2 separate regions of the Homo sapiens genome follow, and region 1 is linked to region 2. Evidence: read pairs that join two places in POLR2A ChIA-PET (ENCODE). Cell type or tissue: GM12878. All regions are shown on one strand. Links, peaks and the distances in the headings refer to the core of each region. The heading gives the core; the rest is flanking DNA.

Evidence for each region. ChIA-PET counts read pairs that join two places held together with the same protein. Peaks named below come from ENCODE experiments on the same cell type or tissue, not always from the same donor. Only the 100,000 strongest peaks of a DNase experiment are listed, where the experiment ranks them.
Region 1: POLR2A ChIA-PET joins it to region 2 with 14 read pairs; 2 of 35 experiments call an interaction of 5 or more read pairs at or near these places.

Annotation. Positions count from the first base shown.
Region 1 is chr17:31,916,280-31,932,098 of GRCh38, reverse strand. No RefSeq gene overlaps it. Among named protein-coding and RNA genes, the nearest start is that of SUZ12, 13 kb to the left of the region's middle. RefSeq lists enhancers at 14,078-14,733, 14,734-15,391. In GM12878, for the core only: no CTCF peak of the experiment used is centred there; no DNase peak of the experiment used is centred there.
Region 2 is chr17:31,241,572-31,257,390 of GRCh38, reverse strand. It overlaps NF1 (neurofibromin 1), which reads right to left. Exons shown (of 58, transcript NM_001042492.3): 30 at 8,272-8,407; 31 at 4,391-4,453. Among named protein-coding and RNA genes, the nearest start is that of OMG, 48 kb to the left of the region's middle. In GM12878, for the core only: no CTCF peak of the experiment used is centred there; DNase peaks (open chromatin) are centred at 6,122 and 6,920; H3K27ac peaks cover 3,200 bases.

The sequences.
Region 1 (15,819 bases), core at 770-8,769, 680 kb before region 2:
GTTTTTCAGACTGTGGGACAAGTTGTTTTACATTTAACTTTAAACAAATGTGAAGTAAGTTGCCATTTATTGAGCAACCTGTCCACACAACAATCATAAACAGTAATGTTAGTTACTATTAGTATTAGTCAACCCCCTCAGATACTTCTCACTGAATCTCAAAGAGATTAAGTAACTCCCCCACCATTACACCATCCCACAAATGAGAGAGCTGGAGTTTAAACCCAGCTATAGGGGGCTCAAAACCCCATGTTTTCCAGTATGACTAAAGTATCCAAGCTGTCTTTCTGGAACCCCAGAGTTTCAGGAAGCTACCCTCCGGGAGAAGAGGAAGCTGCAATATGGTGGGCTCTGCATTCCCATTTGTCTTTCATCAGAGATGTTCTACTTGTGACTGTTTTATAATTTGTTTGAACATAATGGTTCTACTTGCTAAAAAGAATTTTTTTTGAAAATCACCACAGTATACTATGCTGTCTTCCCAAGTCTGATAATGAGAAATAACCAGCTAAAATAGCACCAATAGTGTATTCTGGGATATACTCATCTCAAAATTTGACAGCATTAAAAACAAACCTGGCCAGGTATGGTGGCTCACGCCTGTAATCCCAGCATTTTGGGAGGCCGAGGCCGAGGCAGGCAGATCACGAGGTCAGGAGATCAAGGCCATCCTGGCTAATACGGTGAAACCCCGTCTCTATTAAAAATACAAAAAATTAGGCCAGGCGTGTTGGCTCACGCCTGTAATCCCAGCACTCTGGGAGGCCGAGGTGGGTGGAGCGCGATGTCAGGAGATTGAGACCATCCTGGCTAACAAGGGGAAACCCTGTCTCTATTAAAAAATACAAAAAAAAATTAACCGGGCATGGTGGCGGGCGCCTGTAGTCCCAGCTACTGGGGAGGCTGAGGCAGGAGAATGGCGTGAACCTGGGAGGCGGAGCTTGCAGTGAGCCGAGATCACACCACTGTACTCCAGTCTGGGCGAGAGAGCGAGACTCCATCTCAAAAAAAAAAAAAAAAAAAATTAGCTGGGAGTGGTGGCAGGCGCCTGTAATCCCAGCTACTCTGGAGGCTGAGGCAGAGGAATCGCCTGAACCTGGGAGGCAGAGGTTGCAGTGAGCTGAGATCGCGCCACTGCAGCACTGCACTCCAGCCTTGGTGACAGAGCAAGACTCTGTCTCAAAATAAAATAAAATAAAATAAAATAAAATAAAATAAAATAAAATAAAAAATAAAAACCTATGACAAGACTAATGAAGATTACTTTGTTTCATGGTAATGAAATGCAGATGAAAAAGATCATTCTGGCTGGGTGTGGTGGCTCATGCCTGTAACCCCAGCACTTTGGGAGGCCGAGGTGGGCATATCACCACACGTCAGGAGTTCAAGACTAGCCTGACCAACATGGAGAAACCCCATCTCTACTAAAAGTACAAAATTAGCCAGGCGTGATGGCGCATGCCTGTAGTCCCAGCTACTGGGGAGGCTGAGGCAGGAGAATCGCTTGAACCTGGGAGGCGGAGGTTGCAGTGAGCCAAGATCACACCATTGAACTCCAGCCTGGGCAACAAGAGCAAAACTCCATCTCAAAAAAAGAAAAAGAAAATGAAAAAGATAATTCTGTAAATATTTCATGCATGCCCTGCCCAGAAAAAAAAAATTAGTTTTGCTGATAATACCGCTAATCTTTGTGTGAACTTATGTTTTCTTCATTTTCTAGGGAAAAAAACAGCATTATTATGTCATCATACTTCATAAATCATGTCAACATGATTATTAGGGTCAACCTGTCAGGTATTATCATCACTTCTTTTTTTTTTTGAGACCGAGTCTTACTCTGTCACCCAGGCTGGAGTACGGTGGCACGATCTTGGCTCACTGCAACCTCTGCCTCCCAGATTCGAGCGATTCTCCTGCCTCAGCCTCCCGAGTAGCTGGGATTACAGGCATGCGCCACCACGCCTGGCTAAATTTGTATTTTTTAGTACAGACGGGGTTTCACCACATTGGTCAGGCTGGTCTTGAACTCCTGACCTCAGGTGATCCGCCCGCCTCGGCCTCCCAAAGTGCTGGGATTCAGGCATGAGCCACTGTGCCCAGCCATCACTTCTATAATACTACTATAGTCTGGATATCTGGATTTCCATTCAGAGTTTATAAATTAACCTTTATTTTGCAATTGCTAATTTACTGCTGTTAAGCAGAACATATTAAGAGATGCAGACCTTTATTTTTAGCTAGTTTTTTTTTTTTTTTTTTTTGAGAGGTAGTCTCGCTCTGTCACCGAGGCTGGAGTGAGTGCAGTGGCGCGATCTCGGCTCACTGCAAGCTCTGCCTCTCGGGTTCACGCCATTCTCCTCCCTCAGCCTCCCGAGTAGCTGGGACTACAGGCACCCGCCACCATGCCTGGCTAATTTTTTTGTATTTTTAGTAGAGACAGGGTTTCACCATGTTAGCCAGGATGGTCTCGATCTCCTGACCTCGTGATCCACCCGCCTCGGCCTCCCAAAGTGCTGGGATCACAGGCGTGAGCAACGCACCCGGCCAGCTAGTTGTTATTATTACAAATATTGTTCTTATTTTCATAATACGATTTTATTTATTTATTTATTTATCTATTTATTTATTTATTTTTTAGACAGAGTCTCACTCTGTTGCCCAGGCTGGAGTGCACTGCACCCTGGGCAACAAGAGCTAAACTCTCTCTCAAACCAACAACAACAACAACATATTTAGGGCCAGGTATGGTGGCTTAGGCCTGTAATCCCAGCACTTTGGGAGGCCGAGACGGGCAGATCACAACGTCAGGAGTTTGAGACCAGCCTGGCCAACATAGTGAAACCCCGTCTCTACTAAAAATACAAACAATTAGCCAGGCTTGGTGGCACGTGCCTGTAGTCCCAGGTACTCGGGAGGCTGAGGCAGGAGAATCGCTTGAAGCCAGGAGGTGGAGATTGCTGTGAGTGGAGATCATGCCACTGCACTCTAGCCTTGGCAACAGAGCCAGACTGTCTCAAAAAGAAAGCAAAAAACGTATTTAGGGTGTAGAAGTACATATTTCCTAAAGGCATATATTATGTAGTGGTAAAGTCTAAGCTTTAATGTAGGTTCTTGTTAAAGTTACCTCAGTTCTTTAATTCTGAGAACTCACAGAAATTACCAGTGTGCAATACCAAAGTTAAATTCACTTTTTTACACCAAAGTTAAATTTATACAAATGTTATTTTTCTATAGAATTATAATTTTTTTTTTTTGAGACGGAGTTTCACTCTGTTGCCAGGCTGAAGTGCAGTGGCACAATCTCGGCTCACTGCAATCTCTGCCTCCTGGGTTCAAGCAATTCTCCTGTCTCAGCCTCTCGAGTAGCTGGGATTACAGGCTCGCACCACCACGCCCAGCTAATTTTTGTATTTTTAGTAGAGACAGGGTTTCACCATGTTGGCCAGGATGGTCTTGACCTCCTGACCGTGTGATCCGCCGGCCTTGGCCTCCCAAAGTGCTGGGATTACAGGTGTGAGCCACAGCGCCCAGCCTAGAATTGTAAGTTTTATAAAGCTTGAGATCCATTTTTTATTCCTGAATTATCCAAAAATAAAAGGCAAATGGTGTTATCTTCTAATGGGTGCAAAAAAGGGTTACAAATTTAGCTCAAAACATGTCAAGTGATATAGAAGAGTTCGGCCGGGGCGGTGGCTCAAGCCTGTAATCCCAGCATTTTGGGAGGCCGAGGCATGAGAATGGCGTGAACCCGGGAGGCAGAGCTTGCAGTGAGCGGAGATCGCGCCACTGCACTCCAGCCTGGGCCACAGAGCGAGACTCCGTCTCAAAAAAAAAAAAAAAAAAAACACAAGAAGAGTTCCTGGTAAGAAAATATACAACACTTAGGAAGTGAAACAAAATTAAAAACTAAACTTTGCATTACACTTACCATATAGTAATTTAAAAGTTATCTTTTTTCTTTTTTTTTGAGAGGAAGTTTTGCTCTTTTTGCCCTGGCTGGAGTGCAATGGCACCATCTTGGCGCACTGCAACCTCTGCCTCCCAGGTTCAAGCAATTCTCCAGCCTCAGCCTCTCAAGTAGCTGGGATTAAAGGAACTTGCCACCATGCCAGACTAATTTTTTGTATTTTTAGTAGAGATGGAGTTTCACCATATTGGCCAGGCTGGTCTCGAACTCCTGACCTCAGGTGATCCACCCACTTTGGCCTCACAAAGTGCTGTGATTATAGGCATGAGCCACAACATCCGGCCTTGTCTGATGTTTTTCTAATGATTGGAGTTCACTTATAGGTTTTATGGAGGGAGATCACAAAAGGGAAGTACCATTGTTATCATACCATATCCAGGTTGATATCCATATGATTGTTATTGATGACGTTAATCTTGATCACCTGTCCAACATTTCTCAACCTTCTCCATACTTTTTTCTCCTGTACTCTTTTTCTCTGCTGTACTCTTTCTCTCCTACTTTTTCTCTCCTATATTCTTTTGAAGCAAGTCCCCAAGTATAGCACTACACTCAAGGTGTGGTAATAGTGGTTGTGGTGAATTAAGCTCTACCACCTTGATGGCTAAGTATCTGTATGAATAATTTGGAATTCTTTCGTGAAGTGGATATTTACCTTCTCTTCCATTTCTATATTTATTCAATACTTTATATCAGTATGGATTCATGGGTATTTATTTTATACTTTGGGGTATAATCTAATACTATATATATATATATTTTTTGAGACAGGGTCTAGCTCTGAAGCCCAGGCTGGAGGGCAGTGGCATGATCTCGGCTCACTGCAACCTCTGCCTCCCAGCTTCAAGTGATTCTCCTGCCTCAATCTCCAGAATAGCTAGAATTACAGGCTCCTGCCAACACGCCCAGCTATTTTTTGTTTTGTTTTGTTTTGTTTTTTTGCTTGAGACAGAGTTTTGCTCTTGGTGCCCAGACTGGAGTGCAATGGCACAATCTCAGCTCACCACAACCTCTGCCTCCGGGGTTCAAGCGATTCTCCTTCCTCAGCCTCCCAAGTAGCTGGGATTACAGGTATGTGCCACGATGGCCTGCTAATTTTGTATTTTTAGTAGAGACGGGGTTTCTCCATGTTGGTCAGGCTGGTCTTGAACTCCCAACCTGAGGTGATCCACCCACCTCAGCCTCCCAAAGTGCTGGGATTACAGGTGTGAGCCACCGCGTCCAGCTATTTTTTTTTTTTTTTTGTATTTTTAGTAGAGACAGGGTTTCACCACATTGGTCAGGCTAGTCTTTAACTCCTGACCTCAAGTCAGGCCAGGCGTGGTGATGGGCGCCTGTAGTCCGAGCTACTTGGGAGGCTGAGGCAGGAGAATGGCGTGAACCTGAGAGGCAGAGCTTGCAGTGAGCAGAGATCGCGCCACTGCACTACGGCCTGGGCGACAGAGCAAGACTCCATCTCAAAAAAAAAAAAAAAAAATTAAAAAGAAACCAAGGCCTGGTGCAGTGGCTCATCTCAAAAAAAAAAAAAAAAAAAAAAAAAACAGAGAAAAAGAAACCAAGATGTGGTTGCTGGGTACACTCATTGCTTCTGGGGTGTCATTGCTTCCAGCCTCTCCCAGTAGACAGAGCTAAGATATATGTATGTATACTAACCCATATATACACACAAATCTATATTTATTTCTGTAAATATCCATCTCTATCTATAGTAAGCTAAACGTGAATTGTTGTAATCCAGTAGCCTTTTTTTTTTTTTTTTTTTGAGATAGACTCTCAGTATGGTGACTAGGCTGACCTCAAACCCTGGGCTCAAGGGATCCTTCTGCCTCACTCAGGCTCCTGTTGTGCACTGCCACCCTGCCCAGCTGTGGTCTTTGGTTTTTTAATGTGAGTAGTCATATTCTTTTTCAATCTGTCTGTCTTTTTCCAGAGTACTTAATCCAGGGGATCCAAGTTTGTGCTGTTAATATAATTACTCATGTGTTTAACAATTGTTGCCACATTTTAATTAATTAATTAATTAATTTATTTATTTATTTGTGTTGAGACAGAGTCTCACTCTGTCGCCCGGACTGGATTGCAGTGGCGCGATCTCAGATCACTGCAACCTCCGCTTCCCAGGCACAAGCGATTCTCCTGCCTCAGCTTCCTGAGTAACTTGGATTACAGGCGCGCACCACCATGGCACACCTGTAATTTTTGTATTTCTAGTAGAGATGGGGTTTCATTATGTTCGTGAGTCTGGTCTTGAACTCCTGATCTCAAACAATCCACCTGCCTTGGCCTCCCAAAGTGCTGGGATTACAGGCATGAGCCACCGTGCCCGGCCCTGTTGCCACATTTTAGTGAGGAAGAACTAATTTCATTTTCCCAGGAACCTTGAAATGTTAGGGAGGTAAGAGATGACAACCAAATACTAGAGGAAAAGGAAAGCTGGAACCAGGTGCCATGGGTCATGCCTATGGGAGGCCAAGTCGGGAGGATCACTTGAAACCAGGAGTTTGAGACCAGCCTGGACAACACAGCAGGACCCTCATTTCTTTCTTTCTTTCTTTTCTTTTCTTTTTTTTTTTTTTTTGAAACAGCGTCTCGCTCTGTCGCCCAGGCTAGAGTGCAGTGGCATGATCTCGGCTCACTGCCAGCTCCGCCTCCAAGGTTCACACCATTCTCTTGCCTCAGCCTCCTGAGTAGCTGGGACTACAGGCGACTGCCACCACGCCCAGCTAATTTTTTGTATTTTTAGTAGAGACGGAGTTTCACCGTGTTAGCCAGGATGGTCTCGATCTCCTGACCTCGTAATCCGCCCGCTTCGGCCTCCTAAAGTGCTGGGATTACAGGCGTGAGCCACCTCACCCGGCTCTTTTTTTTTTTTTGAGACTGAGTTTCACTCTTGTTGTCCAGGCTGGGGTGTGATGGCGCAGTCTCGGCTCACTGTAACCTCTGCCTCCCGGGTTCAAGTGACTCTCCTGCCTCAGCCTCCCGAGTAGCTGGGACTACAGGCACCCGCCACCATGCCTGGCTAATTTTTTGTATTTTTAGTAGAGATGGAGTTTCACCGTGTTAGCCAGGATGGTCTCGATCTCCTGACCTCGTGATCTGCCCGCTTCGGCCTCCCAAAGTGCTGGGATTACAGGCGTGAGCCACCTTACCCGGCTCTTTTTTTTTTTGAGACTGAGTTTCATTCTTGTTGTCCAGGCTGGAGTGCAATGGCGCAGTCTCGGCTCACTGCAACCTCTGCCTCCCGAGTTCAAGTGACTCTCCTGCCTCAGCCTCCCGAGTAGCTGAGATTACAGGTGCATGCCACCACGCCCGGCTAATTTTTATTTTTAGTAGAGAGGGGTTTCTCCATGTTGGTCAGGCTGGTCTCAAACTCCTGACCTCAGGTGATCTGCCCGCCTTGGCCTCCCAAAATGCTGGAATTACAGGCATGAGCCACTGTACCCAGCTGCGAGACACACATTTCTACAAAAAATAAAAGAAGGCTGGGTGCAGTGGCTCAATGTCTGTAGTCTCAGCTACTTGGGAGGCTGAGGTGGGAGAATATCTGGAGCCCAGGAAGTCAAGGCTGCAGTGAGCCTTTATCACTCAACTGCACTCCAGCCTAGATGATGGAGCAAGACCTTATCTCAAAAACAAATAAATAAATAAAATTAAAACAAAAAAAAAAAAGGAAAGGGGGCACTGCTCATTGCCCTTCCCAGCAAATGTTGTTGAAAGAGGAGATGAGGGACCGGGTGCAATGGCTCATGCCTGTAATCTTAGTACTCTGGGAGGCCGAGATGGCCGGATCACCTGAGGTCAGGAGTTCGAGACCAGCCTTCAACATGGTGAAACCCTGTCTCTACTAAAAATACAAAAATTAGCTGGGCGTGGTGGCGCATGCCTGTAATCCCAACTACTTTGGAGACTGAGGCAGGAAAATTGCTTGAACCTGGGAGGCGGAAGTTGCAGTGAGCCGAGGTTGCCCCACTGCACTCCAGCTTGAGCAACAAAGCAACACTCCATCTCAGGAAAAAAAAAAAAAAAGGTAAGAAACTCATTTGAGCCCAGGAGTTTGAGGCTGCAGTGAGCCATGATTGCACTACTGTGTTTCAGTCTGGGTAACAGAGTGAGACCAAGAGAAAAAAAAAAGCACAGTTCCCTTTTCCTCATTAGAAGCTACTTTTCATTACTTAGAAATCTTTAAATTTTACCAACGTGTCTGAGCGGAAGAAGGGAGAACAGAATATGTCATGAATAGACATTGAGTTCACCATAAAACTCCCAAACAGAATTGGGGAACTTGTTATATTCTGAAACTCTTGTTACATCAAGAGTTTTTCAGAGAGAAGCATGGCTTATAATAAATAGTTTGGAAATCTGAGTCTTAAAGACCTTTTCAAGAGCCTAAGCTACTGACTCCTCCTTCAAAGAACACTAAGATGGAGCCTTTTGCAAGTAAATAAATATCCCTAATTTCTCAGATAAAGGCATTGCAGAATGAGTGCTTCCTACCTTAACTCCTTCCATTCCTGGCCATACTGCTCTCTGATCATTCAGCATTATTCCGTGAACATTTTCTACATTTTCTTTTTTTTCTAAGGCGGAGTCTCACTCTGTCACCCAGGCTGGAGTGCAATGGCGCAATCTCGGCTCACTGCAAGCTCCGCCTCCTGGGTTCACGCCATTCTCCTGCCTCAGCCTCCCGAGTAGCTGGAACTATAGGCGCCTGCCACCATGCCCGGCTAATTTTTTGTATTTTTTTAGTAGAGACGGGTTTTCACTGTGTTAGCCAGGATGGTCTCGATCTCCTGACCTTGCGATCTGCCCGCAATATAGAGCTTTACTCAAGGGAGTGACATGATCAGAACTGCATTTGGAAGATTATTCTGATTTACCTTTTTTTTGAACCCAGGAGGCAGAGGTTGTAGTGAGCCAAGATCCCACCACTGCACTCCAGCCTGGCCACTGGGCAAGATTCCGTTTCAAAAAAAAAAAAAAAAGTTGGCACTAAACTGAATAAACTAGCAGTTTTTTCTGAGGACATATCTTGTAGATTAAAAAAAAATCGACTAGCAGTCTTTGAAATGAACACTATACTTTACCTTTATGGCTTGTATTAAGTATATAACGCTTAATAAAATAAAAACTCCAGCTGGGTGTGGTGGCTCATGCCTGTAATCCCAGCACTTTGCGAGGCCCAGGCAGGCAGATCACCTGAGGTCGGGAGTTCAAGACCAGCCTGACCAACATGGAAAAACTCCATCTCTACTAAAAATACAAAATTAGCCAGGCATGGTGGCGCATGCCTGTAATCCCAGCTACTCGGGAGACTGAGGCAGGAGAAACGCTTGAACCAAGGAGGCAGACATTGCAGTGAGCCGATATCATGCCATTACACTCCAGCCTGGGCAACAAGAGCAAAACTCCATCTCAAAAAAATAAAATAAAATAAGATAAAAACCCCAACCCACTAGGAGACCTAAAAGACAAGGGAAGACATGCTAGGTTTTTCCATGGCAGATTCCCCCAGACTGAATTAGTCATTTGCTAGTCATTCCTATAATAGTTTGTGCATATATTTTTCATGTTCTTATCACATTGAGTAATATATACTTAAGTTTCTCCTACTACATCATGGAGTGCCTTAAAGAAAAGAAATGGCCGGTCGCGGTGGCTCACACCTATAATCCCAGCACTTTGGGAGGCCAAGGCGGGCAGATCACAAGGTCAGGAGTTTGAGACCAGCCTGGCCAACATGGTATAACCCCGTTTCTACTAAAAATACAAAAATTAGCTGGGCGTGGTGGCACATGCCTGTAATCCCAGCTACTCAGGAGACTGAGGCAGAAGACCTGCTTGAACCTGGGAGGCAGAGGTTGCAGTGAGCCGAGACCACGCCACTGCACTGCAGCCTGGGTGACAGAGTGAGACTCCGTCTCAAAAAAATAAAAAAATAAAAAGAAAAAAAGAAAAGAAATGTATATTACTCATCCTTGTATCCTCAGCAGCTTGCTTAAGCTTGCTTAAGACCGTGCCCATAGCAGATACCTAATCAATATTTGTTTGAGTAACTAATAAGAAAGGTGGAATGTGGGCCGGGTGCGGTGGCTTACGCCTGTAATCCCAGCACTTTGGGAGGCTGAGGCGGGTGGATCACCTGAGGTCAGGAGTTCGAGACCAGCCTGACTGATATGGTGAAACCCCATCTCTACTAAATATACAAAAATTAGCCAGGCGTGGTGGCGGGCACCTGTGGTCCCAGTTACTGGGGAGGCTGAGACAGGAGAATTGCTTGAACTTGGGAGGTGCAGGGTGCAGTGAGCCGAGATCGCGCCACTGCACTCCAGCCTCGGTGATAGAGCAAGGCTCCTTCTCAAATAAAAAAAAAAAAAAAAAAAAAAAGGTGGAATGTGAATTGAGCCTTGAGGGTTTCAGTAAGCACAGAAGCAATATAGAGCTTTACTCAAGGGAGTGACATGATCAGAACTGCATTTGGAAGATTATTCTGATTTACCTTTTTTTTTTTGAGACGGAGTCTTGCTCTGTCACCCAGGCTGGAGTGCAGTGGCACCATCTCGGCTCACTGCAACCTCTGCCTCCTGGCTTCAAGCCATTCTCCTGCCTCAGCCTCCCCAGTAGCTGGGATTACAGGCATGCACCACCAAGCCCAGTTAATTTTTGTATTTTTAGTAGAGACGGGGTTTCACCATGTTGGCCAGGCTGGTCTCGAACTCCTGACCTCGTGATCTGCCTGCCTCGGCCTCCCAAAGTGCTGGGATTACCGGTGTGAGCCACCGTGCCCGACCCCTGATTTACCTTTATTACATTAGAGACCATGATTATTTTGAAGCAATAGTTTACAAGAGCTGGCTCATACCAGGTTGTAAGAATCAACTGTTGAATTTTTAGAAATTTTAAAAGCCAGTTGTTAAAACACTGTCACTGTTAAATTATTATGTAAAGTTACAATTAAATCAGTTATATTAAAAACCAAAATAAATACTCAAAACTCATTACTTCCAAATTATTATTATTATTTTTGCAGACGGAGCTTCACTGTTGTTGCCCAGACTGGAGGGCAATGGCATGATCTTGGCTCACTGCAACCTCTGCCTCCAGGTTCAAGCAATTCTCCTGCCTCAGCCTCCTGAGTAGCTGGGATTACAGGCACCCGCCACCATGCCTGGCTAATTTTTGTATTTTTAGTAGAGGCAGGGTTTCACCATGTTGGCCAGGCTCGTCTCGAACTCCTGACCTCAGGTGATTCGCCCACCTCGGCCTCCCAAAGTGCTGGGATTACAAACGTGAGCCACTGCGTCGGGCCCCAGATTATTTTTCTACATTTTATTATTATCTATGCTCTTGAGATTATTTATGTGTGTTCTATCTATATGGTGGGAATGCTATGATATGCTACTGTGCATCTCTTCCTGACTCCATCTTTAGTGATATAATGTTAGTAGCTTGAAAGCAACCATGATGGAAATATTTGTACTATCAAAATAGGCAAACACTACAAATCAAGGCTTTCTTCCCCCTGCTTCTGAGAGTTGGTTGTTAGAAATTGAGTAGCACACCACTGTTTTTTGTTTTTTGGTTTTTGGTTTTTTTTTGAGACAGAGTCTCACTCTTGTTGCCCAGGCTGGAGTGCAATGGCACAGTCTCGAGTCACCGCAACCTCGGCCTCCTGAGTTCAAGCAATTCTCCTGCCTCAGCCTCCTGAGTAGCCGGGATTACAGGCATGGGCCACCATGCCTGGCTAATTTTTGTATCTTTAGCAGAGGTGGAGTTTCTCCATGTTGGTCAGGCTGGTCTTGAACTCCCGACCTCAGTTGATCCACCCACCTCAGCCTCCCAGAGTGCTGGGATTACAGGCATGAGCCACAGCACCCGGCCTAGCACACTATTGTTTAGAAGGCAACATTGATAAAAGGGCAATGAAAAGTTTGGAAAATAGAGTTGAGGAAATTTGCAGACCGTGGGGGAAAAAAGAAAGTTAAGTGTGAGAGAAAAGTTGAGAGGATTAGACTTACTTGGAGATTCCAATATACAAGTAACAGGAATTTAAGAAAGAAAGAACAAAGATGCATGGGGTGGAGCGGAGTGGGGTATGAGTGTGTGGAGGTGGAAGATATGAGTAATGCAAGAAAAATAAAGCAAAAAAAATTCCAGAACCGAGGGCAACAGTTTCTAAATTGAAAGGGCTCTCTGTCTAGCACAATGAGTGAAAATGCACATCAAAGCATGGCATGTCACTTGCATTTTCTTTTTCTTTTCTTTTTTTTTTTTTTTTTTTGAGATGGAGTTTTGCTTTTGTCGTCCAGGCTGGGGTCCAATGGCATGCTCTTGGCTCACCGCAACCACCTCTTCCCAGGTTCAAGCGATTCTCCTGCCTCAGCCTCCCGAGTAGCTGGGATTACAGGCACCTGCCGCCGCATCCAGCTAATTTTTGTAGTTTTAGTAGAGATGGGGCTTCACCTTGTTGGCCAGGCTGGTCTCAAACTCCTGACCTCAGGTGATCCACCTGCCTCGGCATCCCAAAGTGCTGAGATTACAGGCGCGAGCCACTGCGCCTGGCCTGTCACTTGCATTTTCAAAACATCAAAGATAGAAGATCCTCAGAGTTTCCAGAATTAATAATAAAATTAGGGTCATACAAAAGGTATACAGTTGTGTTAGCTGGGCGTGATGGCAGGCGTGTGTAATCCCAGCTACTCAGGAGGCTGAGGCAGAAGAATCGCTTGAACCCGGGCTGCAGAGGTTGCAATGAGCTGAGATCGCGCCCCTGCACTCCAGCCTGGGTGACTGAGTGAGACTCCATCTCAAAAAACAAACAAACAAACAAAAAAGGTATACAGTTATGTTCTTTTGTAAGTAAGGATTTCCTTAGATTTCTCAGCAATAACACAGAAATGAGAAGACAAGTCATAGTTCTAAGGAAAAATGGATTCCAACCTAGAATTATGTAACCAGACAAATTATCACATTAATCAAGTGAGATCAAATAAAGATATCTTTCACCCAGGAGGCTGAGACAGGAGGACGGCTTGAGGCCAGGAGTTTGAGGCTGCAGTGGCTATGCTGGTGCCTGTGAATAGCCACTGCATTCCAGCCTGGGCTACATAGCAATACTTCGTCCCTTAAAAAAAAAAAAAGATATTTTCAGACACGCAACATCTCAAAAAATTTTCCCCTTCACCACACCCTTTGTCAGAAAGCTACTGGAGGACATATTCTACCAAAGTGAGGGAGAAAAACAAACATGGAATCCAGGACAAAGGGGACTCACACAAAGAAGTAAAGAAAATTCCCAGGATGGTGAAGAAGGGAATTCCCAGAACAGCTGTGCAGTTCGTCTAGTGAGCAACAGTTAAGATTGGCATGGGAGGGATATTTCCAAGAAAAAACAAAATAGGTGTATTATTTGATGAGTTTGAATGAATGGAGCCTTGCAATTCTGGCAAAGCATTTGTGGGGTGGGGGGTGGAAATTAATGATGGGTACATAGAAGCCTTAACAAACCAACCATTGAGACAATCACTAACCACAAGGAAAAAAAAAAAAAAAAAAAGTCTGATAAGAAAGGAAATATGGCTGGGGGCGATGGCTCACACCTGTAATCCCAGCACTTTGGGAGGCCGAGGCGGGCAGATCACTTGAGGTCAGGAGTTTGAGACCAGCCTGGCCAACATGGTGAAAACCCATCTCTACTAAAAATACAAAAATTAGCCGAGTATGCTGCTGGGCCCCTGTAATCCCAGCTACTTGGGAGGCTGAGGCAGGAGAATCGTTTGAATCCGGGAGGTGGTGAGCCGAGATCCAGCCACTGCACTCCAGCCTGGGGAACAAAGCGAGTCTCCGTCTCCACAACAACAAAAAAGGAAATGTAATCATAGTATATTACACAAACCAACTGGGAAAAGTATTTTCTTTATTTTTATTATTTTTTGAGACCGAGTTTCGCTCTTGTTGCCCAGACTGGAGTGCACTGGCGCGATCTCGACTCACCACAACCTCTGTCTCCCGGGTTCAAGCGATTCTCCTGCCTCAGCCTTCCTGAGTAGCTGGGATTACAGGCATGCGCCACCACGTCCAGCTAATTTTGTATTTTTAGTAGAGATGGGATTTCTCCATGTTGGTCTGGCTGGTCTCAAACTCCCGACCTCAGGTGATACGCCCGCCTCAGCCTCCCAAAGTGTTGGAATTACCGGCATGAGCCACAGCGCCCGGCGGGGAAAAGTATTTTCAAACTCATAATAACGTAAGTTCAAAATCGGTTTAACCCGCAATTTGGGGAGGTTGGGGGATGAATGTGTGTAGGGAGGGGGCAGGAAGAGTTGGTGAGAGGCCAAAAAGAGGATGATACCATACTTAGTGGGAAACAGATCCCCCACCATAAAGATAAAGGAAATCAGAAACTGCTCAAGTCCTGGACCCCCTCAGACGGATAATGGACAGAGAAAGGGGGTCAGGAGGGAGGAGTAGAGAGGGTTGGTAGGGGGGTTTGTTTGGAGCAAGGCTTCAGTGTTGCGACTCCCGCCCTCTTTGGAGGAAGGGGCATGGAGTGCTCCCCTCAATTCAGAGCTCCAGGAGGGGCTTTTGAACGGTAACGCGCGAGCTGGGAAACCTGAAGCCTTGGTGCCCTCCCCACGAAAGCCAGAGGCCGGCTGCGACCTGCGCCGGATTCCCTCCCTGTGGACAGGGAGGCCGACTCCTTGCTTGGGGACAGGACAAGGCTGTGAGGTTGGGCTGGAGGGGCGGGCGTGGAGTTGCCGCGGTGAGGACGGCCCGCTTGGGCGCCCCAGAGGCCGGGCAGGGGCGCGGGGACCTGGTTGCACCGGTGGCGGTCGTCCTCTCCGCGGCAGCTGCTGCCGCCCTGCCGAGCCGCCCGCGGGAAAACCCCAGAAGGCCCCGGCCGCCGCCGGGCAGGGCAGCGCCCGCTTCCATCCGCTGCGGGCCCGGAGTCCCGGCCGCTCGGCCAAGCGAGGTGAGAGGCCTGTGGCTTCCAGCCCCGATCTGGGCCCTCGCCCTGCGACTCCGACTCCTGTCCCAGTCCCCTACCACACGGACCTCGGCCCCAACTACGACGGTCACCTCGGACCCTGGCTCTCGCTCCCCGACCCTCGCTCTCTGACAAAGGGTCTGGGGCGAGGGCGTGGAGCCGCGGCCGGCAGGAGGCGAGCGCTCAGCCCCGGTGCGGGGTCCCGGGGGCAGGGGTCGCTGAGCCCGGGTCGGGCTGGCTGGGGCTGCGCAGCCCAGGGTGCATGCGGCGGGCGAAGGCCTGTGCCCCACCTAGAGCGGAGCCCGCGGTGTGTGCACCTAGGCCAAAGAGGTGACCCCGGGAATGAAATCTAAGGAATAGAGGGAGTTAACTGTAGAGTGGCGTTTTAGTTACATCGTAGTTAAGTCTGTGCCACACACCAGTTAAACCGGTTATTTAGAAAGACGGCGGGAAACCAGCAGAAATACCTGAAAAAAATACCACATGATTGCACAGGAAAGTTAAAATTCCAGAGAGGGGATGCATGGGGGAGGGGAATGCTGTTTTTCTTTACTGTTTGGCTTTTAAAACTAGTTAATTAAAAGTTTCCTGGTGGGGCGCGGTGGCTCACGCCTGTAATCCCAGCATTTGGGAGGCCGAAGTGGGCGGATCACCTGAGATCAGGAGTTCGAGACCAGCCTGGCCAACATGGTGCATTTTGTAAAAATGCAAAAATTAGCTGGGCGTGGTAACGGGCACCTGTAAGCCCAGCTACTCCGGAGGCTGTGGAGGGAGAATGGCTTGAACCAGGGAGGCGGAGGTTGCAGCGAGCCGAGATCCCGCCACTGTACTCCCACCTGGATGACACAGTGAGACCGTGTCTCTAAAT
Region 2 (15,819 bases), core at 3,149-11,148:
TATATATACTATATATGTTCATTTTTAAAGAACACTTAATGTAACATTTTAATCTCTACAGCTATTCTTGCTTAGTGCGGCTAAACTGCTGTTTAAAGTAGCAGTGACTACAAAACTGTAGCATTCCACTCAATATTCTGTGATGTCAAGGATAAACCTTCATTTCAAAGGATATTGGTGGGAGGGGACCCAGATTTACATGCGGAATATCACGTAGCTATTTTTTTCACAATGCTTCAATAAATATTTCCTGTCATAATTTATGACAGGAAATTATGACACAAATTATGACAGGCTGACTCCAGATTAACTCTGGAAAAAATGGGGATTATTTCACTTCATCTTGTTCAATGTAGTGCTTCATGCAGTCCACATTTTAAATGTGTTATCACTGCTTATAACCTCAAAATAGCTTTCTATAATCTCTAACAGGAAGTTAGTAAAAACTAGATTTTAGAGAAAATATTTGTAAGAGGTGATAAAAAGAGGTCAGTTGTAACTAATATAGTTCCATCTTCAGTTACACTACACATAGTTCAGGAAGCTTTCTTTATGTTACAGTGTTTATTGCATGAAGAACAACCTTAACCCTTAAATAAGGGGAAACTGGTGAAGGTGACTAAATATAGCTGCTTTATTAGAATGGCTTTAAAACCTAAATACCATTTATTTTTAGCTCAAATATATACATTTAGAATTAGATACAGAAGTTTTAGCTAAAACTATAGAAAGATGTAAAATTAAGAAAAAATTCCAGTGCTTTGACTATTCCAGTACGGTGTTGAACCTTCTGGGGACGAGGAACCTCTTTGAAATCTGATAAAGGTTAGAAAAATGAATGTATGCATTCACACACACAAAATTCTTCACATAATTTTAGAATATTCATAGACCATCATTGCTACTGAGTGGTTTTCTAAAACTCCCAAATTTTAATCTTAGACAATTCTCTGGCTGGGCGTGGTGGCTCATGCCTGTAATCCCAGCACTCTGGGAGGCCGAGGCGGGCAGATCACTTGAGGCTAGGAGTTCGAAACCAGCCTGGCCAACATGGCAAAACCCCATCTCTACTAAAAATACAAAAATTAGCTGGACATGGTGGAGCCACACCTGTAATCCCAGCTACTTGGAAGGCTAAGGCAGGAGAATCGCTTAAACCCAGGAGGTGGAGGTTGCAGTGAGCCATCGTGCCACTGCACTCCAATCTGGGTGACAGAGAGACTGTCTCAAAATAAATAAATAAATAAATAAATAAAGGCAGACAAAAGAAACCTATAACATTTTAAAGCCTTTAAGGAGTGAGTTAGCAGGAGGGAAAAGGATTAAAAACTGCTTTATAATTATTTTAAAATAGATTATTTTAAAAGAATTAGCATCTCATACGTTTAACTCATTAAAATTCTAAAAGTTTTTACAAAACTAAAACCCATAGTTTAATTTTCAAAGAACCAGTTAGTTTATAAAATGTTAACCTGCTGTGAAACACATGGAGAGCTTTCAAAATACTGTTTTATTTTTTATGCTAGTAAAATGAAGCACTGGGAGTGGAGAAGGAACAAGGAAATTTGTAATGGTTATCATCAATTAGACAAAATACTTCTTTGAAAGTAGCTATTTACCGGTTTTCTCTAGGACAAAGAAGTTTTAAAATGTGACTCATATTTACACCTGATTTAATGGTACTCAGCCTCAGAATTTAATGAAAAACTGAGTGATTTCCCAAAAGCATATTGTAAACTTTATGAAAAGTACTACACTTTTACCATCTTCCACATCTTTAAAAATAATTCATGTCAAAACCCAAAATATCGACACCTCAGGAACACATACTGTCTCATGTATCATATAAATATATGTATCACTGATGGCAGAATCAATATAATTTTGGAACTAAAAACTGATTTTAAAAACCAATAAAAATGCTACATAACAAGTTTCGTAAGTCAACTTATAAAAGGACTGTTTTTTTTTCATTCACCACTAATTGACATCAATGTAATTTTACCTCATAATACATACATGCTCTAGTGTTTTTTTTAATCCATAAAAATCTAATTTGGATCCAAAAGACATTCTGCATAAAAGGTCAAACTTGGGCCAGTCTGTGTGTTGAGACCAGTTATCAGCCAAATGTACCCTTTCTTCCCTTGGTAAAAGCTGACTACATAACGCGAATGCATGTAGTCATAAACTACACTTCAGCAAGAGCATTACTACCCATATATGCTTAGTTACTGCATTCTCCCTGAGTTAGGCAGACAGTTAACTTTCAAAGTAAACCTCATTATACACTATATATTTGAGAATAATAAACAGTTATTTGTAATGTGACTACACAGCTATATACTAGAAGCCAGATCTTCTCTCTATATTTTACATATTCCAATCCATGACATATACACCCAAAAAGAAAGTCAGCTTGCTCTTAAATATCATTAGGTTTTGTTAAAGCACACAACTCCATAAAACAACATTTTAAATTTATGAGTATACTGTCTTCATACTTTGGAATGTACTCTAAAATATCTCGAATTACCAATTAGATTCCCCTTGTTTCCATGAGGAGCTCGTATTACCTGTGCTGAGAAATACATTCCAAAACTTGGTGTTACCCAGAAATTAAAAAAAAATTTTTTGAAAATAACTCTAGTAGAAAAAAAAACATTTCAAGAAACAATTTTAGACATAATCTTAATAAATAAAGCAGTGTTAGAAAGGCTAGAAAACATGCTCTAGAGAAACACAGAAAGCCTGAATTTTAATTATGTGATACACTACAAAATGGCATTAGTATAACACTGAACAAGAGTGTTAGAAGCAGCAAATTAATTTCAACAATGATGGTGTACATTATGTTAAACTCACATATGCTGAGAATTAGAAGGCTGAAGCATTAGAAACGTCTTTATAATCCAATCAATTTGATCATAGCTAGGCAAATTTACTTAATATAATCAAAAATAAAATCTTCAATGGACACAACAAAAGTATATGTCTATAAATTTAAATTTTGATTTGAATTTTAAAAATCTATATTTAAAGCTTAGATAATTTATATGTACAGCTTAGAAACTTATATGTAAAGCTTTTTCGTTTTCTTTTTTTTTTTTTTTTTTTGTGAGACAGGGTCTTACTCTGTCACTCATGGTGGAGTACAGTGATACAATCACAGCTCACTGCAGCCTCAACCACCTGGGCTCAAGCAATCCTCCTGCCTCAGCCTCCCGAGTAGCTGGGACTACAGGAGTACACCACCACGCCTGGCTAATTAAAAAAAAAAAAAAATTATTTGTAGAGACGACTCGCTATGTTGCCCAAGCTGGTCTTTAACTCTTGGGCTCAAGAGATACTCCCACCTTGGTCTCCCAAAGTGCCCGGATTACAGGTATGAGCCACTGTGCCCAGCCATAAAGCTTTTATTATATGTAAAGTTTAGATAAGGCATGAAAGATGAAACCAGATGAACACTGTATTCTAAATTACACCCTTTTAAGAAAACTACCTACTTAGTTTTCTTTACATCTTACTCTACAATCATTTGGATTATATGAACAAAGACAGGGCTCAGCCTGATAAGTCACTGTGACAGATAATGGCAAATGTAAAATGAATGCATATTATATTTTGGACAAATTCCATTCACTGGAAGAAAATAATTACGACTCTCATAATTTTCTTCCTTTTAAATAAATCAAGGCAAGTTCATAGAAGCAGATAGTATATTCACATTATGTTTGCAGAATGATGTGTTTTTCTACAAATATGAACTCAGTTTTCTTTTATCTCAAAAGTACTATCTTATCATTTACCTCTTATTTTTTTGAGGTAAAAGTAGTTTTACCATTAAAATTTCTATAATCTATGCACAAATATCTAAATTATGCCTGAGACTGCCTAGATAAAAATATGAAGAGTAAAAAAATAAAATTTAGCAACTTTTAGGTAAGATTTAGAAAGTGACTCTTTCCCACCATATACTTCTAACAATTAAGAAACACTGTCATCTCTGGGAAAAGAAACCACTCACATTACCTTCAAACAAGAAGCAAGAATGAAGACAGTCAGCGTTTCCTAAGGCCTTGAAATTAAGTTTCTTTGCATTCATTTATAATTTAAAAAGTAACAATAATAAAATTAGACCAAGGATATCCAATGCAACAAATGCCCACAAATTGCCTTTGGGATAAATCAAACCAAAGGAACACAGAGAATGTTTCAATGTAACTTAATTCCAGGGTTAATTGAAATGAAAGCTATTTTGTGCCAGAATTAGTAGAATGATTTTACAGTGAAGGTCAAATAGGCTGAAGTGAAGATATTCTTAACAAACAGCAAAAGATTTTTGTTTTGCTTTGAAAGAAACAGCTAATAAAAAGTTCTCCAAACTTACTGATTTTTTGTTTTCCTTTTTTTCTTTTACTGTAGCTTTATTCAGTAGGGAGTGGCAAGTTGCCTACAGAACAGAGATGAGCACAAACAAGTCACAGCACCGACTACATACAGCAACAAAAACAATGTTGGCTTGTACATAAAATTACACCATAAAATGTAACACAAATGGAATCAACAAAAAATTAGAAATCAACTGAATTTTGAGGAATGAATTTTAATTCTGGGTTTTAATTTTTATTACATTTTTAAGCCAAGCACTAAAACAGCAAGAAATGTTGAGACCCAATCATGTCTACTATTTCTGGCTATGAATCACAGAAAAACTCTCTCCAAGTGAATTTGAGGATATTAAATATTTACATTTTGGTTAATTCCTAGCTTTTGAGAAATGTAATATAAAATATTCATTACAAGTAGATCACACACTAAAAACATTTGTGTCTACATAATTTTTTCTTGGTATGTAAAATTCTTCTCTGTGTATCCTTCAATTGACTTTAAGTTCTTTTTCCAACACCTGGCATTTAATTATGATCCTACTGAATAAAGAAATAAAAATTATATGGATAAATATAAAAATTCACTTTAGAAATTCTGAATTAAAGACCTCTCTCTCTAAAAAAGATTACTCTTAACATTTCACATATTTTTCAATGTTTGCAGGCTACTTCCTGAAATGGTTCTAATCAGAGGAGGTTAAAAGCTCTGCAACATTTGGGAGAAGAAGGTTATCAGCTCAACTAGTAAGAAGCATTAATATTATTAAAGTGAAGAAACTGCAGAGAAAATTACAGAACAAAACTGTAGGCCTGCTTAAAACTTTTCACATATTACAGTTGACCATTTATCAAAATATCTTAAAAAAAAAAAAAAAAAAAGCCACCTAAAAAACCCCCAAAACTCCAGGCACATATTGGTTTCATCTCTCAGAGCTCTTTCTAGACCAAAGATTTCTTTCAAAATTAAAAGACTCTTGATTGGACTAGCCTAGGCAGAATAATTATTTTAAAAATATTTTTAAAACCATGTTAGAATTATTTAATCCACAAATAGATGGCATCTTATTCTGGGAATTCTGGACATCCAACACCATAACCCATAACTTGGGCTTTAAGTTAGTTAGACATCCATTCATCCACCCACCCATTCATCCATCCAAAGAGTTACTGTGTACCTACAGGTCAAATACCATTCTAGGCATTGGGAAATAGCAGTAAAACAACAAGACACAGCCCCTTAGCTCACAGAGCTTTGTTTCAAACTTTAGACTATATACAAATGTATTAGTAACAGTGGTATATAACTATCATTTATAGCCTTAAAACTGTGTGTAAACTACTTCAGTTTGGAGAAGCAGATTTACTGAAAAAGGGTGAGATTTATTTAGAATCATAAATTAGTTCTTAGAATTCTCTCACCATACGAGAATATCCACTTTGGGAATCATTTTATCTTTATCCTAAAACCATCAGGAGAAGTGAAAACAACACATGAGAAAATGATTTAATTATAAATCTGACACATGTTCACAGTTGGCTATTCTTAAATAACCTTAATCCAGTCAACTAAGGAAGGAAGGTATATAAAGTAATAGAGCTGGTTAACACATGATTTGAAAAGGCTTAAAGGCCAAGATATGAACTCAAAAAAGGAGCTAAAGTCCAGGGAAGTTTATTAGCTAGCAATATACTCACTTCCCTTTCAACATTTCCCCAGTAGGTCCCAAAGGGACTACTATCCCTCCAGGCAGAACACAGAAGAGCAGGAAGGTACCTTTCTGTTACTGCCAAAGGCAAAGGGGCAAGAAAAAGCCAGAAGAGGGAAGATGAATAAAAACAAAAGAGCAAACCAAAAGAAATAAACTAGGTTTGGGAAGCAGACTCAATAAAATACTATCTTGAGACCAAAGCTTTTTTCCTATCTTTCTTTCTAATCAGTAAATGTAACATTCCCTGTTACCAGTTACTAATTAAAAAATAAAGCCTTATTTAATAACAACACAGCATGCTGTCTCTGCTCTTCAACAATGCTTTTACCCAATACTTAAACAATGCACTGATACCACCTTTAATTCATGTTTTTAAAGATAATAATTTTATGTGAAATTTTAACATAATAAACCAGGTTTGTTATTAAAATAATATAGGATATTTTACTGTGAAGTGCTCTAAAAAGCATAACATACTGTTTAATAATCACCACATATAGTGTTTAAAAATCTATTTTCACTATTTTCCTCCTTTCTTAGCTGTGAAAGCTGGCAAGAATCTTGTTTACTTAGGTGGGAGGGATGGGAAATTTATTTCTTCATTAAATATTTCCTAAGTACTAAATAAGTGCTAAGACCTGTTCCTTTTACATTATTAGAATCATGGTCTCAAAACGGTCTCCAACTTTGCTCATGATACAAAAAGATTTTTCTTTTAGGATGACAACCACATGAAGAAATTCTACTACAATCTCCTAGACCATGTAATCATGTAGTCAGTCCCCATTCACTTTTAACCAGCTAAAGTCAAAGCCTCTGTCATTTTAGAAACCCACTTGCTCTCTGAAACCAGTTACTACTAGGCCAACCAAGAAGCTGACCCAGACTATTTTTAATATGTGCTATTTCCTGTCTGCCTAGTTTCATCAATAGAACAATTACTAAATAAAATTTAAAGAGAAACCTGAATACAGCCCAAACTTGAGAAGATATTCACTGTATTAAGTTTCATATTATAACTAAACTACCCTTTAGACTCAGACTTAACTAGTTGAAAAAACTATACAGGATTTTCCTAAGTTTCCTTGAGCCTTTTTGTAAAGGCAGAAAAGTCATGATAAATTAAGAGAGACAAGGTTAAGTATGTTTTATCATCTATGTATACCGTGAAAAGCTTTTTTACAGATAGAACAGATACATCTTTAAAAATAGCAATGGTGAAAAAATTCACATAGAGCAGCCTCAAACAGCTTTTAAAATGGTGATTTCAATGATGCTGTTAACGTCTCTAAGCAACTGAAGCCGTGTGCTAAAAAAGCAAATGGCTGCGATGACTCTGCAAAGAGAGAGACACAAAGACATGGGTTTTGATAACTGTGTATTTCCCTTATATCCACCCCTATCCCAAATTCCAGACCCACTAATGTTTCTTCCAGAATCACAGTTTCCAAAAGGCTAATATGCATTTGCAGGACCTCCCTTGGAATAAATAATTCCTAAAACTGCAATGTGCAATTCAAAAACACAGTAGAAGACATAAAAGAACATAGACCGAATTCCCTAAAAAAGAAGGCCATGACTATGGCTATTTTCTGAGTTCAGACGCATTACTTGCAGTGCTAGTGTTAGAAGGTCTAATAATTTGGTCTGAATGATGATGCAGTATCTCTTTTAAGAAATATGCTACATAAAGTAAACAGAACAATCAGTCTATCCTGGGAAAACCTGACACAAACTAATTATACATTAATGAAGAAACCAAAATCACAGATGATCAAGCAATTCACAATGCAAAAAGCAAGGAGGAGACCCGCCTCAACTGTGAAACACCCTGTAAATAATTTAGGTTAATAGATGACAACAACAAAAATCCATAATATGTTCATTTCAGCCACATCCATCATACCCAATGGATTCACTGCATTTTAAACTTGCTCCCAATGCAAGTAAAATTTAGTATTTTAAAGTATTCTCTTACTTCAAACTGTTGCCTAAGTAATATTTAAGTTTTTTTCAAAGACAATTCCAACAATTCTCAATGTATTATTCATCCAAACTGACTCAGTATTATAGTTAACCACACACCATCAGCAGCTAGATCCTTCTTTGATAAAGCATTCTTCATAATTTAACTTTAGATTAATAATGGTAATCTCTAACTGTAAGCATACCTGGTATAAACAGTGGCACACACTTCGAAGTTGAGGGGGGAATTCTGAGGAGGAACTGATGATGGCATGGAAGAACTTTTCAGTCATCTGAAGGAGGTTCCGCTGGTTTTCCTCAAGGCTCTCTGATGGTTCTAACCTACAAAAAAATAAAAATAAAATCCTAACACTTTTGTTTAAAACAAATAACAAAAATCACTCCTTAAAAGAGACTCTTATACAGACATTAAGCCAAGTGCAACGTGTAGACTTCATTGGAATCTTTAAACAACCAACTATAAAAAAAAAAAAGACAACTTTGACAGGGCTGGATGGCTTACGCCTGCAATCCCAGTACTTTGGGAGGCCAAGGCTGACAGATCATTTGAGGTCAGGAGTTCAAGACCAGCCTGGCCAACATGGTGAAACCCCATCTCTACTAAAAATACAAAAATTAGTCAGGTGCCTGTAATCCCAGCTACTCAGGAGGCTGAGGCAGGAGAATCACTTGAACCTGGGAGGTGGAGGCTGCAGTGAGCCAAGACTGCACCACTGCACTCCAGCTTGGATGAAAGGGCAAGACTGAATCTCAAAAATAAAAATAAAAAAAAAGACAACTTTGAGATAACTGAAAAAAATTTAACAGAAAACTAGTCTTAGATATATTATTCAGGATTATTAACTTTAATTTGTGTGGAAATACTCAGGCTGCACATGCACGTGTATGTGTGTTTAAGTCTGTATATGTTAGAAACATGATCTCTGAGATATGCTTTAAAATACCCAAGCAACAAAAGGGGGAGAGAGGGGACAGATAAAACAAGAATATCATGTATTTTTCCAATTCACAATCCTCTATGTGTATATGCCCATATGAAAAAATTAACACACACATATGAATGATGCAGGTGTTTTTTTTTTTTGGTGGGGGGTGGGGGCGGGGGATGGAGTTTCACTCTCGTTGCCCAGGCTGGAGTGTGATGGCGCAATCTCAGTTCACTGCAACCTCCGCCTCCCGGGTTCAAGTGATTCTCCTGCCTCAGCCTCCCAAGTAGTTAGGATTACAGGCATGGGCCACCACGCCCGGCTAATTTTATATTTTTAGTAGAGACAGGGTTTCACCATGTTGGTCAGGCTGGTCTCAAACTCCCGACTTCAAGTGACCCACCTGCCTCGGCCTCCTAAAGTGCTGGGATTACAGGCATAAGCCACCACGCCCGGCTGAATGATGTAGGTCTTTACTTTTTTCATCAATAGTAACAAAAGGCAACTTTCATCTTTCACTCTACATTATGTTTCTGAGATTTATCCATGTTGATAGATGAAGATATAGTTCACTTTACTGCATAATAGTCTATTGTATACCATGATTTATCTATTCTCTAATTATAATGAACATTAAACATTTTTCACCTTTACAAACACCATTGCAATGAACATTCTTGCACATAAGAGATTCTCTAAGGCAGCTACCTAAAAATGAAATTTCTGAGTTATTGAGTATATGCAGATATAACTTTACTAGATATTGCCAAATAGCTCTAAAACTAGTACTGTATAAGAATTCTTATTCCCCTCCAATCTAGCAGTTGAGTAAAACATGAGGTAGCTCATGTTTTTAACTTCTATTTCCACAGTTCCTACTAAGGTTAGACATGCTTTTAGATATTTTGTGGCCATTCAGGTTTCCCCTATCTTGAACTGCATTTCACATCCAGTCTGACATTTCTAACTGCTAGATGTCCCCTCCCCACTGGTATCTAAAAATCAGTATGCCCCAAATTAACTGATTTTTCCTCGTACTCTTATGTCTTATCATGTGCTCTATGTTATCAATAGCACTATCACTTTCTTAATCACATCATTCAGGCCATCTCTGATGTCACTTTTTCCTGCTCTACTTCATTATTCCCCATATCCAATCAGTATTGCTTTTTTTTTTTTTTTTTTGAGATGGAGTCTTGCTCTGTTGCCGGGCTGGAGTGCAGTGGCACAATCTCGGCTCACTGCAACCTCCGCCTCCAGGTTCAAGCAATTCTCCTGCCTCAGCCTCCCAAGTAGATGGGACTACAGGCGCACCACCACCACGCCCAGGTAATTTTTGTATTTTTAGTAGAGACAAGGTTTCACCATGTTGGCCGGCATGGTCTAGATCTCTTGACCTTATGATCTGCCCACCTCAGCCTCCCAAAGTGCTGGGATTACGGTCATGAGCCACCGTGCCCGGCCCAGTGTTGCTAACTCTTATCAGTACCACCTCTAAACTCTGATGTTGTGATTAAAGGAAGAGATTCCGCAGGCAGACTTACTAGGTTTAAATTTCAGCTCTATCAGTTATCAATCATTATGAGTTGGTCACAATCCTTAAATTCTCTGGGTGTCATTTTTTCTCATCAATAATACAGGACTAATAATGCCTACTTTATGTAGTTTAAATTTTACCCAATAGTAATCAAATCCACAAACCTTTACTCTCTAACTAGCCTAATCTGAACTCTCAAAATACACCCCTTATGAAACTCACCACTTATCTGTTGTGTGTTTTATCCCTCTTACTAAACTGTAAGCTCCTTGAAGGAAGTATTTACCTATGTCCCCTTAAAGACTAGCACAGTGCCTTACCACAGCAAGTACTGAGTAAATATTTGTTTTTAACAGGTTAATTAGTAATTTTGTTTCTATATTAATTAACGTATTACAGAAATGCTTTGGACACTTACGTCATTGCTGTAGATTCCTTAGAGTTTGCTGTGTGGCACAGCATATGAATACAGTAAGAGTTCAGAAATTAGCATGGACTGCAAAGCAAGAAATACTTCATTGAACAGGTGAGTTCTAAAGGAGGCACAGAATTTGCATAGACAAAAGAAGTAAGGGTATTTCAGAAAGAGAAAGTAGGTGCGGCAGGTAATCAATCCAATAAATATTTAGTGCACATCTACTATCTGCCATCTTAGTATCAGGTGCTGAGGATTCAACAATTGCCTTTTGACCTTTTCAAAAAGGAGAAAGACATATAGACCAGGTATTCCACACTAAGTACTCAATACAATAATTCAAGGGTATTGTGATAAATATATATTTGGTCTCTGCTCCTGATTCCTGATACATTGCTCTTAAAACCCTTGGAATCTCTGGAAGTGCTGAGTGTCTTTTATATGATAATGAGATGACTGGTGGCTGGGAGGTCCTAGGGAGCTTCAAGACGGGGCTAGTCACCAGAAAGACCAAGTTTCGATTAGAGGGTTGAGACTTTCAGCCCCACTCCCCAACCTCCAAGGAGAGGAGAGAGGCTGAAGGTGAGTTTATCACCAATGACCCATGATTTAATCAATCATGCCTATATAATGAGGTCACCATAAAAACCCAACGAACAGAGTTTGAAGAGCTTCCAGGTTGCCGAACACATAGAGGTGCCTGGAGGGTAGTGCACCTGGAGACAGCATGGAAGCTGCAAGCCCCTTCCCACATGCCTTGCCCTATGTGCATCTTTTCCATCTGGCTGTTCATCTGTATCCTTTCTGATATCCTTTATAGTAAGTAGGCAAACAAAAGTAAAGTATGCCCCTGAGTTCTGTGAGTCCTTCTAGCAAATTAATCCAACTCAAGGTGAAGTTGTGAGAAGCACAGGTAACAACCTGGGGCTTGTAATTGGCATCTGAAGTGGTAGCAATCTTACTCAGCCCTTATCCTATGGGAAATCTGATGCTCTCTCCAGGTAAACAGTGTCACGGTTGAACTGAATCACAAGGACACCTGGTTGGTATCTATTGGAGAATGGCTGATGGTTGTTAGGAAGCCAGAGGAGGAAAATGAACTTGCAATATGTGGCTAATTGAAGAGACAGCCTAAATATGGGGATTATATGCAGGGAGAACAGTTAAGCTACAACAGTAATCCAAATCTTAAGATATGGAGGTCTAGGAGTTGGTAGGTATGAATGAGATTAACAATTTCTTTAACAAGGCTCAAAGAGACTGCTAGAAACCCTGACAATTGCCTACTTTGTGAAATTTTTTTTTTGAGTCAGCATAGCAGCAGGTACACTGCAGTCCATTTCAGGTTTCCCTCTAAAACAATACCTTCTAGCCACAGTGCTCTCTTGCTTCCCACATGCCAATGGTAACCTGTTGAATATTCTACTAATTCTGAACTACAATGAACATTTGTGTTCAATTATTCAAGTGTTCCTGTGTATAAAACTTTTCCCAAGTTGATTTTCAAAGAACTAGCTTGAGAACTGGAGGTGGAGCAAGATGGCTGAATGGAGGCCTCCAGGGATCGTCCCCCTTATTGGAACACCAACTTGAACAACCATCCATACAAAAAAGCACCTTCATAAGAACTGAAAATCAGGTAAGTGATCACAATACCTGGTCTTAACATCATATTAAGGAAGAGGCACTGAAGCGGGTAGGAAAAACTGTCTTGACTTACCTATACCACCCTTCCTTCACCTCCTGGCAGTGGCCCCGTGGTGTGCAAAGAAAATCTGCATTTGGGGGACGGACAGCACAGTGATTATGGGACTTTGCATTAGGACTAAATGCTGCCCTGTCATAGCAGAAAGCAACACAGGGCAGAGCTCAGCTGGTGCTCAAGGATGGAGAACTTAGAACAGACCTAGCCAGAGGTAAATCACCCATCCCAGCTGTTGAAACCTGAGTTCCAGCAAGCCCCACCACCAAGAGCTAAAGTGCCCTGAGGTCCTAAATAAACTTGAAAGGCAGTCTAGGCCCACAAGGACTGCAGTTTCTGGGTAAGTCCTGGTGCTGTGCTGGGCTCAGAGCCAGTGGACTTGGGGTGGACCTAGTGAGACAGCCAGGGCAACCAAGGGAATGCTTACATCACCCCTCTCCCAAACCCAGGCAGCTCAGCTCAGCTTGTAGCTCCAACAGAGATGCCTTCCCTCTGTTCAAATACAAGAGTGGAGAGAGTAAAGAGGACCTTGTCTTGTAACTACCAGCTTAGCCACAGTAGGAGAGGGCACCAGGCAGAGTCCTGAGGCCCCCATTTCAGGCCCTACCTCACAGACAACACTCCTAAACAAACCCTGGGCCAGAAGGAAATCTGCTGTCTTAAAAGGAAGGACCCAGTCTTGGCAGAACTCATCACCTGCTGACTAAAGAGCCCTTGGCCCCTGAACAACCAGGAGGGATAGCCAGGCAGTACTTGCTGTGGGCCTTGGGTGAGACTTGGAGACATGCTGGCTTCAGGGGTGACCCAGCACATTACCAACTGTGGTGGCTATGGAGAGAGACCCCTTCTGCTTGAGGAAAGAAGAGGTAAGAATAAAGGGGACTCTGTGTTGCAACTTGGGTACCAGCTTGACACAGTGGGGTAGGGCACTAAGTAGGCTCCTGGGGTCCCAGATTCCAGGCCTTGGCTCCTGGAAAACTTTCCTGGACCTGCCCTGGGTTAGAGGGGAGCCCCAAGGCCTTAAGGGAGAGACTCAGAACTGGCAGCATTCACCATGAGCTGAATGAAGAGCCCTTGGGCCTTGAGTGAACATCAGTGGTAGCCAGGCAGCACTCACCATGGGCCTGGGGCGATGGCGGCCATGGGAAAAGACTCCTCTGCTTGAGAAAAGAGGACGGAAGAGCGGGAAGGACTTTGTCTTACAGCTTGGGTGCCAGCTTAATGCTTAGCCGCAGCAGAATAGAGCACTAGGTAGATCTCTGATGTACCCAACTCTAGGCTCTGGCTCCTGAATGGCATCTCTGGACCCACGGAGAACTCACTGCCTGAACGAAAGGACGCAAGCCTGGCTGGGTTTGCTACCTGCTGACTGTAGAGCCTTTGGGCCTTGAGTGAACATAGGTGGTAGTCAGGCAGCAGTACTGCAGGCCTTGGGCAAGACCCAGTGCACTCCCAGTGCTGGTGTCCACAGGGCTGCTTGTGTCGCCCCTCCCCCAGCTCCAGGCAGCTCAACACACACACACACACACACACACACACAGACAGAGAGAGAGACTGACTCTGTTTGTTTAGAGGAAAGTAAGGGAAGAGAAGAAGAGAACAAGAGTCTGTTTGATAACCCAGGGAATTCTCCAGGATCTTATGCAAGACCACCAAGGTGGTACCGCTATGAGTGTACAAGAGCCACAGCGTTATTGGGCTTGGAGTGTCCCCTAAAGCAGATATAGCTGCAGTGACCAAAGACTTAAGATAACAACACCCAAGTGCCTTCAAATACTTGGAAAGCCTTCCCCAGAAGGGTGGGTACAAACAAGCCCAGACTACAAAGACTACAAAAATACCTAACTCTTCAATGCCCAGGCACTAATGAACATCCATAAGCATCAAGACCATCCAGAAAAACATGACCCACCGAAGGAATTAAAGAAGGCACCAGTGATCAATCCTGGAGAGACAGCGATATGTGACCTCTCAGACCGAGGAGTCAAAATAGCTGTTTTGAGGAAGCTCAAGGAAATCCATGATAATGTGGAGAAGGAATTCGGAATCCTATCAGATAAATTTAACGAAGAGATTGAAACAATTACAAAGAACCAGAGAGAAATTCTGGAGACGAAAAATGCAGCTGACATACTGAAATATGCATCAAGAGTCTCTTAAAAGCAAAATTGATGAAGCAGAAGAATTAGCAAGCTTGAAGGCAGCCTATATGAAAATACACAGAGGAGACAAGAATAAAGAATGAAGCATGCTTACAAGATCTAGAAAACAGCCTCAAAAGAGCAAATTTAAGAGTTACTGGCCTTAAAGAGGAGGTAGAGGCGGAGGGTGCAGTGAGCAGAGGTTGCACCATTGCACTGCAGCCTGGGCGACAAGAGTGAACCTCCATCTCAAAAAAAAAAAAAAAAAAAAAAAAAAAGAGAACTTATGAAACCTAGGGAAAGATATTTATCAATATTCAAGTCCAGGAAGGTTACAGAACACCAAACAGATTTAAACCAAAGAAGATTAACTCAAGGTATTTAATAATCAGACTCCCAAAGGTCAAGGATAAAGAAAGGATCCTAAAAGCAGCAAGAGGAAAGAAACAAATAACATACAATGGAGCTCCAATATGTCTGGCCCCAGACTTCTCAGTGGAAACCTTAGAGGCCAGGAGAGAGTGGCATGACATATTTCAAGTGATAAAGAAAAAAAAAAAACTTTTACCTTAGAACAGTATCCAGTGAAAATATCCTTCATATATGGAGAAATAAAGACTTTCCTAGACAAACAAAAGCTGAGGGATTTTATCAATGCCAGACCTGTCCTAGAAGAAATGCTAAAGGGAGTTCTTCAATCAAAAGGAAAAGGACATTAACAAGCAATAAGAAATCTGAAGGTACAAAATTCACTGGTAACAGTAAATACACAAAATATTATAACACTGTAATTGTGGTATGAACTACTATCTTGAGAAGACTAAAAGATGAACCTTTTACAAATAACTACAGCTTTTCAAGATACAGACAGTATAATAAGGTATACATAAAAACAACAAAAAGTTAAAAAGTAGGGGGATAAAGTTAAAGTGTAGAGTTTTTATTAGTTTTCTTTTTGCTTCTTTGTTTGCTGCTTTATGCCATCAGTGTTAACTTGTCATCAGCTTAAAAG